2 separate regions of the Homo sapiens genome follow, and region 2 is linked to region 1. A link is a loop called in an ENCODE intact Hi-C map of the cell type or tissue named here. Cell type or tissue: B cell. All regions are shown on one strand. Links, peaks and the distances in the headings refer to the core of each region. The heading gives the core; the rest is flanking DNA.

Region 1 (5,385 bases), core at 316-5,315:
CGTATTTTGTGACTGCATGAACGTTTTAGCATCTGAAAATTATGAAAAGCAACATGTTAAATTATTTATACATTTCATTTGTACAACAGTAGCCCTCTGAGTGGGAGGTATAATGAGCCCCATGTTACAGATGAGGCTCTAAGTGTTTAAGTGTCTTAAGTTACTTCAGTCGTTGAGCAGTTGAGTTGGGATTGAAACTCAGGTATTTCCAGCTATGAACCTGTGCTCCAGACCACTCTCCAGCATTTCTCACCTGTCTCAAGGTCATGTGGAATTCTAGTTTAAATGGATAACTGGGCCCATGTCTAGGGCCTTGGTGTGGCAGCATTATTACCACCTGGGAACTTGTCAGAAATGAAGCATCCCAGGCTTCACCCCACATCCACTGAATCAGAATTTGCATTTTAACAAGTTCCCCAGGCAGTTTGTATATACATTAAGCTCTCGGAAGCACTTTTTTATGTTGTTTTCATCTTCTCTGTCCAGATACCTTTCAAATATAACCATTTGGTATAAAGGCATTAGTTAACTCATTGAGATAATCTCACAGCTTTGAGGAAGGATTAGCTAATGCAAAATTTATTCATTTCTTTCTCTGACTGGACTGACAGTATATGATATTAAAACAACTGGTTGAAAAGTGCACAATTCAGGCAAGCCAATTATCTTGTACCATAGTTGTCCAAAAAGACTCTTTTAAGAAAAAGTCTACATTTCCAAATAAAGCACATAATTCACAGTAGTTGTGTGAATAGCAACAACCAGCATCTTTCTTAAAGAATAGGCCAGAGGATGACTCCATGCCTGTCATGCCTTTTCCCACTGTAAGGTTAACCCAGCATGAAGTCAGACTTGCATCAACTGGTTGTAGCTTGTTTGCCTAAGGAGGCAATTCCAGAATAGATCATATTCATGAGACTCTGTGTCTCCAAGGATTCCAGAAATGTTAACTTTGAATTACTTCTTTACAAAACCCAGAACAAAAAGCTGTGGATTGGTAAGTGTCTGAAGAATTTGTGGTAATTGTGGTAGAAGTCATTTTTTTCATTGTTCCGGGCATTTGGGACTCTATGACCTGACCACATTGTGAGGGAAAACTTCAGTTAATTTGCTCCTAAGATGACAATCCATGTGAAATCTAAGGTACATGCTTTGCAAAAGAGTTCAAAAGTTTGGTTGAAAGCCCATTACTGGATGAGAGGGAAGGAAACCAATTACCCGGGAATGGTAGTGATAATTAAGACAATGTTATGATTCACTAAGAAGAGCCTGGGTTATGAACAATGAACACTGTGGCATATAAATTACCTGACAGAGTTTAATGATGTGTTCTTTCTTATTAATTGCTCCTTTGGTGACATGGTCTATAAAAGTTATTTTTTACAAGAAACAAAAAGAAGTCCACCGTCTCATCTTAGTCTTCTCAAATTTTACACATTGCTAAATTTCATGACCTTGGAGTGTCTTTACCTAACCCAGCATTTATTAGTGTGAACTGCAGTTTGGTTTTATATTTTTGTATGATAATCATGAGACATGATCCCATGTAGAATTTCCATAACTTTAAACAGACTTCTATTAAATAGCATCAGTTGAATTTTATAATTGAGCACCCTGATTATGTTCACTTATTCATGGAAAATGTTCTCATTTTGATATTATCTCTTCTAAATCAAATCCAAAGTAAAACTTATTTTGTCTAGATTCATATATTTTGGGGCATAGGCTGGGTGTACATGCAGCTGTTGAAGCAGACTGTGGAGAGCAGGATATGATCATTTTGGCCACTTTCCCAAACTATCCCAATCACAGAGACTAAATGCCAGATGGAGAGGTGCAGTGGTCACGATGACAGGATCGCAGCTCAGTCAATCAGTGGGCATAACTGACATCCATCCAGCTTTGCCAGCTGGTGGGTGAGAAGAAGTATTAACATTTACAATAATGTTTCCTACATTTCCACAGCTCTGGTCCCCTGCCCCCAACATGTTCACATGGGTAGTCCAGTTCATTTCAGAGGTGCCCATCTCTAGATATTTCTGAGTTTTTTAAGGGGATTTATATGAGTAGCTAGAAAATCCCTTAGTACCCTAAATTGTATAGTCCTGGGAATGTTCACTGTTTCCTCAAGAGCCTTTATGGGAGGAGGAGTAGCCTGCCTTACCTTGAAGCGGAACCACTACTTATAGCATTCGTTCAAGACCTTCTGCTTTGGGAGACTGCCGCCACCCACCCACCGCCCCCCACCCCAAAACCCAACCGCTGGCGTTGCCCACCCATCCACTGCTCCCTCCAACCCCTAGCGTTGCTCTTGTCTATTGTTCACTTGTGTCTGCCCAGAGCCCTGCCTCCTTGTCCCGACACACAATGGTCCATGCAGCTGCCAGCCTCCTCTGAGCCACCTACTCTGGTCCTTCTTCCATCTGGGTGTCTGGTGATCTTTTTTTTTTTTTTCCACCCAATGAAAGAACTGACTTTTCTTTCTCGTGTTCCTCTCTCTCAGGGAACAATCCCAGAGCAGAGACGAATGGGGCACTGGCTGACAAGTTTCTCTTCTATTTAGTAAGTCTTCTCCTTCACAGAGCACAGCCTCATACAGTATTTAAACAACTTGCCCTAACACGTGAGTGCTGAGGGTATCAAAGGATGGACTTTGCTGAGTGAGGCTTGTTCAAGAACTTTCAGAATGCATGGCTTTCTGGTAAAGGTGGAGTAGAGAATTGAACCTCTGAGGCCAGTGTGTGGCTTCCCACTCTCTACTTGTTGAACTGAAGATGACTGAGCCTGCAAGTTAGAGGTTGCCTGACTTCTCTACCCAGTCACAGGTGAAACTAGGAGAGCAGTGAGGCATGGCTTGGGGGAAGCAGAGGAGTGAGGCAACAGCAGCTGAGTCTGAGCTTTGACTCAAAAGAGCCAACAAGTTGCACCGGTATTCATCATTCATTCACTCTGTGAATGTAGTCAGGATAACAATGGCATTTGCATCCCAGCAAGAGATTAAGTTATGAGAAACATGCTCCTCTAGGATGCCATTCTTTTACCCATTCATTCATTCATTTAGCTAGTATTTATTAAATGCCTACCTTGTGTCAGGGACTGTGGGAGTTCAGTCAGGCTGGTGGGAAAAATTTTAAAGATAGTTATAAGAAATAGACACAAACCTTCTTGGAAGGTGGAGGGGTTTGCTTAAACTCCAGTAATAGATCGGCTGAAGGCAGCCTAATCTTTACCTTAAGTAAATAGTTTAAAGTAGGTACAAAGGAATGTAAGGAAGTTTATCTAAATAGCTTGTTTACACATGTGGTCCTAAAACTAACCTTTGATCATTTGCGGGCAGGATGGCTGTCTCGGGGGTCGGGGGTCGGGGAGGGCAACCAGGTTAATTACCCTCTTGTGGTGTAGACTCAAAGCCTTTGTTTTTTAGTGTGTGCTGAATAAGTGCCAGCAGGGCCAGCTAGTTGTGGCTGCAGTTGTGACTCTTTACAGCACCCTCCTTGGTGTCTGTGAGTGGCCCAGACCCTCAGCCAGACAGGCAAAATATCTGCATCAGTGTATGTCTCTCATCCATCGCTGGGTCAGGGTCTGTGGGTAGAACCCCTGCAAGGGACATACATAGTGTGAATATATAGAGTATATATAGATAGATAGATGCTATAGACTGAATGTTTTATCCCCCTCTCTCCCACTAAACCCCCAATACGTATGTCAAAATATAATTCCCTAATGTGACTGTATTTGGAGATGGGATTTTGGAGAGGTAATTAGGTCATAAGAGCTCTGCATAGGATTAGATAATAGGACCAAAACCCTTATAAAAGAGACCCTAGAGAACTCACTTGGTCCCCTTCTGCCATGTAAGGGCACAGCAAAAAGACAGCCATCCCTGAACCATGAAGCAAGCCCTCACTAGACACTGAATCTGCTGGTACCTTGATCTTGGACTTCCCAGACTCCAGAACTATGAGAAGTATATTTCTTTTTTTTTATAAGCCACCAACCTGTGGTATTTTTGCTGTAGCAGCCCAAACATGCCAAAATAGCATACAGTAGACGGACATAGTATACAAAGCAAATACTTTACTTTCTCTGGAGCTGGATATTAAACAAACACACAGATAAATACATTCATACAGATTTTATGATGCTTATGAAGGAAAATAACAGGAGATAGTATAAAAAGGAAGTTAGGGTAGACCTCCCTGATGAACTATGATGCTACCTTATACTTATATAATGTTACTATGAGCTAGGCATACTTATTTCCTCTTGTAATCCTCAAGGAAACCTTATAACATACGTACTATTAATATCTCCGTTTTACAGATGAGGAAACCTACAAAGACGTTAATTAATAAGCCCAAGGTCATACAACCAGTAAATGGTAGACCCTGGACTTGAACCCAGTATTCGAAGCTTAAGAATGAGTAAGATTGAACCAGATGAAGAGTGTGTAGCTTTTCAAACAAAGAGAACAGTATGTGTGAAGGAGGCAGTGACAGCATGGGGCATTTTAGGAGGTGAAGAAGTCCAGTGATTGTAGTGACTGAGAGGACAATCACAAGACAAGAGGTAAACTGGGGCCAGATCATGTAACTTTTTTTCTTGCTTTTAAAAATTATAATTTACATAGAGTCAGAGTCACATTTTTAGTGTATAGCTTTGTGAGCTTCTATATGCCTGTATAGTCATGTAACCACCACTACAATTAAGATATAGAAGAGTATGAGAACCTCAAAAAATCCTTCAGTGTCCCTTTCTTAACAAAACTCCCCTTCACTTCCTCTTACGTGTCTTCTGACCCTATGATTTGGCCTTTACAAAAATGTTATAGAAAAGGGGTATATAATATGTAGCATTTTGAGTTTCCCTTCTTTCACTTGGTACAATGCATTTTTTTGTTTGTTTGTTTTTTGTTTTGTTTGTTTCTTGGATTCAGGGGGTACATGTGCAGGTTTGTTACATGGCTATATTGTGTGATGCTGAGGTTTGAGGTATGGATGGTCCCATCTCCCTGGTAGTGAGCATAGTACCAAATAGGTAGTTTTTATTTATTTTTTTTTTTTGAGACAAAGTCACACTCTGTTGCCCAAGCTGGAGTGTAGTGGCGTGATCTCAGCTTACTGCAACCTCCACCTGCTGGGTTCAAGAGATTCTCCTGCCTCAGCCTCTCGAGTAGCTCTGACTACAGGCATGCGCCACCATGCCTGGCTAATTTTTTTTTTTTTGTATTTTTAGTAGAGACGGGGTTTCGCCATGTTGGCCAGGCTGGTCTTGAACTCCTGACCACGTGATCTCACCACCTCGGCCTCCCAAAGTGCTGGGATTACAGGTGTGAGCCACCACACCCAGCCCCAAGTAGGTAGTTTTTCAATGCATGCTCCTTTC
Region 2 (5,385 bases), core at 263-5,262, 58 kb after region 1:
TCACAGGCAGACAGTTCCCAGGCCTGTGGATATCTTCCTATGTCTCTTTGCTTGATGGCATTCAAACAGCCATGAAATCATGCTCAGTTTGAGTAGGGCAGGACAGGCTAAGAGCTGGTACCTGAGGAGCAACACTGAGCCAGCGAGGAACTGGTGTTTGTGCTTAATAACCCAGCTTTCTCTCCCCTCAGTGGGACAATTCTAACTTATGTTCTTGTGGCTGCTATGAAAATACAGCCCTCATATCTCCACCCCTGCATCTGCTTTGCAATGACAGAGTCTCCCAGATGGCTGTTCTGCTGTGCGGAGATTATGTCTGTGGGTCAGATATTCCATAAGCCCTGGCTAGTGGTGCTATCTGAGGTTCTGTGGGCTGGAAAGGCAAATCCATACCTGGAATATGTATCTGTCCCTGTGAGGGCAAAGCACTGGCCTTTTCAGAATAGAAGGCTCCAATATAGTTGTCTTACACTGAGATGGTCTCTTGGAGCAGTAGGGATATATCAGAGACTCAGCCTTGCTCACTGTTGCTTGCAGGTTGGATATGCAGAGGCAGAAGGAGCTAGTGGTTTGGTAAGTGAGTGTCACTTGTTGGGCCCACATGTAACTTTGTGCCACTGGCCACTCCATTCATGTGTACAAAGTGTCAGTTCTGGAGGGACTGATAGCAAAGGCTGGCTTATGTCAATTAGCTGAGTCATTTTGTCTACTGGGTATTCTGCATGTCTTCCATGGAGGATGCTTTCTGGCAGATGTTTACATATAAAGCAAAATCTTTACACTTCATGCCCACTGCATACATCCACCCACAGTCTGTACCCCAGACCTCTTTGTCCTTAGTTTTCAGCCCTTTTCATTCCAGGCCCCTGACCAGACATCAAAGCCATTGACCATGAACTAAGAACCTGCATGCGTTTTCACCTCAGGCCACTTCTCCTTCCACACAGAGTGGATGGCCAGATGCATTGCTCACAGCTTCACCCATTGAGAAGATTGTCCCCTTCTCCACCGTCTTTCAAGACCACCCTTGAATGTGGCTATAATGCAGCTGCTTGTACTCATGTACCAACCTGCCGTGAACTAAGCTCGGCCTTATCCCTCCTCTGTCAGCTGGTTTTATGGGGCATTCTTGACCCAATATATGTGAGCTGGTACAACTGAGGCAGTGACATGGGAGTCTGGGCTACCTGCTGAGACAGATAGATACTCAAGCCCACAGATCCTGCTCAGGCTTTATCCTGAACATACCACTTCCATCTTCCAATAAATAAATGCTGTGTTTGTCTGACTTTGTGACTTAGGGAGGTCCAACAGAATTCACCTCATAATGGACAGTTCCACTGCTACGGTCACTTGATGCTCCATACTTAAGTATTCTGTCTTTACCAGGGCAATAGAACAGATGCTGTTTCTCAAAAGGCATCATCCTTTGCTGTAGATGGAAAGGTTGTGATTCTCTCCCCGAAGCTGCCATAAGCTGCATGCTGGGTCTTTTCCCATCACGGGAACCTCCAGCACCACAGAGACTGCTCTATCGTATGGCCAAAATGGTAGGGCTGCTTGCTCAGCAATTTTGGCTTGCTGCACAGCCCCTTTCTGTTCTAGACCTAAAGCTGGCAGCTTCATTAAGTGAACTGGAGTAGTATTGCTAGTTTGTGGAATACTCCAGATTCCAAAGAGGTCTGATAGCTGCTGTATTCCCTTCTTTGTGGTAGAAGACAGATGATGCATTGATTTGCCTTTTACTTTGGAGGTCATGTCCCTTAGCCCTGCACCCCTAAAAACTTCAATGAAGTGACAGTTTTTCTGAATCTTCATAAAGTTCATTACTCATTCTCTGCAGCTCATGTGTCTTAGAAGGCTTCAAGCAAATGAGTCACTTTTGCTTGTCTTGTGTGAATAGCATGAGGTCATCCACATTGTATATTAGTGGTTATCTATGGGATATTCAGATTATACATATCTCTTATGAATATATCATGACACAAGACAGGAGACCTAACATATCCCTGAGGCAAAACCCTGCAACTTCAGCCATATGATCCAACAGATCTTATGAATATTGCTGTCTGTTCTACATGAATGCAAAGTCTTTCTGATCCTCTTTTCTAATTGGAATAGAAAACAGCACATATGTCAAATCGATGGCTACATACCAGGGATTTAAAGGCTTATTAATCTTTTCTAGCTACAACACATGTCTGGCACAGCACCTGCAACTGGGGCTACTACTAGGCTATGCCTTCAGTGAATGGGTTATGCCAGTGAAGTCATTCATTCTCCATGATCCATCTGGTTTCTGCAGGAGCCAGACTAGCATATTAAATGGACACCTGATGATTACCACCACTCCTGCATCCTGCAGCTTTTTAACGGTGGCCCTAACCTCTGCCATGCCACAGAGGATGTAACATTGCTTTTGATTTACTAGCTAGGCCAGGGTCATGGGCAGTTTCATAGGTATCTACTTATACTTCCTCACTGTAATAGCTCTTACCCTACAAGCAAATGACCCAATGTCAGGGTTATTCCAACTGCCCAGTATATCAGTTTTAATTATACACTCTAGGACTGGAGAAACGGCCACTAGGTGGGTTCCTGAACCTATTGAGTCCACTGGGAGCCACATTTTCGCCAGGACTCCATATTACCTGGCTCCCCTAAGCTCCCTTTCTAACACAGGGGCCATAATGTGCTTTAGGTCTTCAGCTAACTATGTTGACTCAGACCCTCTGTCCATTAGTCCTAAAAAAAATCTGGGTACCTCTATTTTCACAGTGTACAGTCATCTAATAATAGCTATAAATCCCTTTGGGAGGAAACTCAAAGAATCATCATAATTTATATCTGCCGTGGCATCCTAGGGCCCTGTCTCCTAGAAAGCTGACCTCCTCTTCAGCAAACGAGCTTCTGATCTGAAAATTGGCTCAGGTCCAGGATCATGACATTTTACTGGGTGACCACCCTCAGTCAGTGTCCTGCTCTTCCGTTAATTTGTTCTTTCTTTCTTTTTCTTTTTGGTCGTAGATGTTTAGCAGCATCTTTGTTGGCTATTCGTCTATCTTGCTCACACGGATGCTAAGCTCTTTTAACCATTTCCACGATTCCTTCTGTGTCAACCTCCTTGCCTGTCATTATGGTAATTGTGGGCTCCTGCCTTCTGGTGGTTGAGTGCTGTACCGGATATTTGTTATCTGGGGACTATATCATTCCCATAGCTATTAAAAACTCGGTGATTACCTCTACTACCATCAGCCTGCAGAGGATAGCCACCACTGAACTTCTCACTCATGCTGGTGGCCTCTCACCTGTGCATGCCTGGCAGCCTTCATGCAAGGTATGTCCTCTGGACCCTCCTGTGAAGCATACTCTTCTAGTGCATCTTCTGGTCTTACAGAATATATCCATGTCAGGATTCTCACTTTCCTCAACCTCTTTGTTTCTTCCTCTGTGCTCTTTCAGGGCAACTTAGGCACTTCTGCTTCATTCAACATTAGCTATCACTTTTTCTGAGCTTCTAAGAGCCACCCTAGCAGCAAGTTTATCCCATTCTCTGGGGTTCTTTCTGGGATGTTAAAGCCTATGTCCAAAGAAAGTGCCCCCATATGAATGAATTCTTGTTTATGCAGTTTTACAGCTCTCTTGATCAAGTACTCTCAAAATTCAATCTCAATGATACTGCATTTGCTTCTGCTGGCACGTGCTAGCTAATTCATGAAAATTCCTAGGTAGAGAGTTTCTGTCCATCTGTTTCAGGCTCAGCATACTCCCTATTGGGTTATGGTGGCTTTTAACCCTAGTTATCTGCCTGACAGCCAGCATAAGAGACTGGGGAAGCTCCTGAGGAGGGCATTTGCTGCCTTGCCGAAAAGAGGCCTCTGCAGTGTCTTCCACTGCATTGAAATGCTAGCTCTTGCTAGGTATGAATGAACCACCTCTGCAGGCTCTGAGGATATGCAGAGGTCTGCAGAACCCATGCCCTCAAAACCTTCATTCAGATGTCCCTATCCCATGTTTCAGTGTCCCAAAGTTCTCCTAACCAGGATCGTAACTTTAAAACAACAGATCTTCCTTAACTTAGCATTCATATGTCCTTTGATCCCTGTAACTCTATCAGAACTTCAGTCTGTTCAGCTGTGTGTGCTTTCTACTGCTAAAGATGAGTGATTCTTTGTAAGCTACCAAAAAGGCTTTCTGGTTCTCACATTTAGCCTTTTACTACTTGTCAATAACCTTCTGTTTTTCATGCTCTTTGAGGTATCAGTATAATTTAGCAGTCTCCAGCCAACTCCACTGTCATTGCAGGCATTTTTCCCCAGATCTTTCAAATACCTGAATGGTTGCACCCACAGTGGTGACCTCTTCCACTAGGACATTTTTCCATGTCACCATTGGTGACATTGTTAGTAAATGAGCTGCCACTTTGTGCCTGGGACTACCCAGGCCCCAGTTACCATTCAGGATGGCATCCTCTTTGTCCAGTGAGTATGAGTATGCCAGTCCTGAGGCCTCATTTTACTGTCTGTCTTCTTGGACAGCTTTCAGTACCACTGTGTTCATTTAGATTATTTAGGAAGTAGACGATAACATGGGATTACATTTGTAAGAGACTTGTTGTGGGAAATGCCCCTGAGGGAAAAGGCTGCATTCATGCTGAAGTCACAGTTCACACACATTAGCTCCTAGCCAATGACTAAAAGCAGCTAGAACACTGAAGCAAAGCCCGTTTCTGAGAGATGTGGATCTCCTCTGGCAGATGGCTTTGGCCCCATGCTTCTTATTGGCTGGACTGAACTTTTCTTAGAACTGCACTGTAGTCTGAGAGTCATCCTGTGTGATCCTCTTTACTTCTCCTTGTCTTTCACAGGGGACACCTCCATTGTGGTCTGATCGCTCTCCCCACCTCCACCCGCTACATTTCTTTTCCGCCTCAGAGGCATTTGTTCTACCAAATCTCTTGCACATCTGATGCTGTCTTGGAGCCTGTTTCTTGCAGGACCCAGCTAACACATAGTCTCTCAGATGAACCCTGATAGGTTTGTCTCACTTGCCCTAATGGTGACTTGATTATTAACACATACTTTATTAACATTTCTGTCTCCACTGCTTAACTTTCCAACTGTCTTACATGTTTCCCAGGACCTCCTTCCAAATAAAATACTGGCACCCAAATGCTTGTCTCAGAGGCAGATTTTAGAGAAACCCAGACAAAGACAATCTCTCCCTTAAAGATAGCTACTTAAAGAGAACAAGAACAAGTAATTTCTGCAAATGGTTATTTGTTAAAATCTTTTTTATTTTAGTGGATTTTTTTCTTCTTTGTGCTTCTTTTAGAGTTATGATAAGTTATTATTGGATGTCATTTAAGGTGACATCCTTAAATCT

Evidence for each region. Hi-C counts contacts between places; a loop is a spot of excess contacts. Peaks named below come from ENCODE experiments on the same cell type or tissue, not always from the same donor. Only the 100,000 strongest peaks of a DNase experiment are listed, where the experiment ranks them.
Region 2: a loop joins it to region 1, with 1.9 times the contacts of the local background. A loop is called at or near these places in 2 of 110 quality-filtered maps.

What each region holds. Positions count from the first base shown.
Region 1 is chr11:95,484,799-95,490,183 of GRCh38, forward strand. No RefSeq gene overlaps it. Among named protein-coding and RNA genes, the nearest start is that of SESN3, 260 kb to the left of the region's middle. In B cell, for the core only: no CTCF peak of the experiment used is centred there; a DNase peak (open chromatin) is centred at 2,833.
Region 2 is chr11:95,542,728-95,548,112 of GRCh38, forward strand. No RefSeq gene overlaps it. Among named protein-coding and RNA genes, the nearest start is that of FAM76B, 240 kb to the right of the region's middle. RefSeq lists an enhancer at 158-452. In B cell, for the core only: no CTCF peak of the experiment used is centred there; no DNase peak of the experiment used is centred there.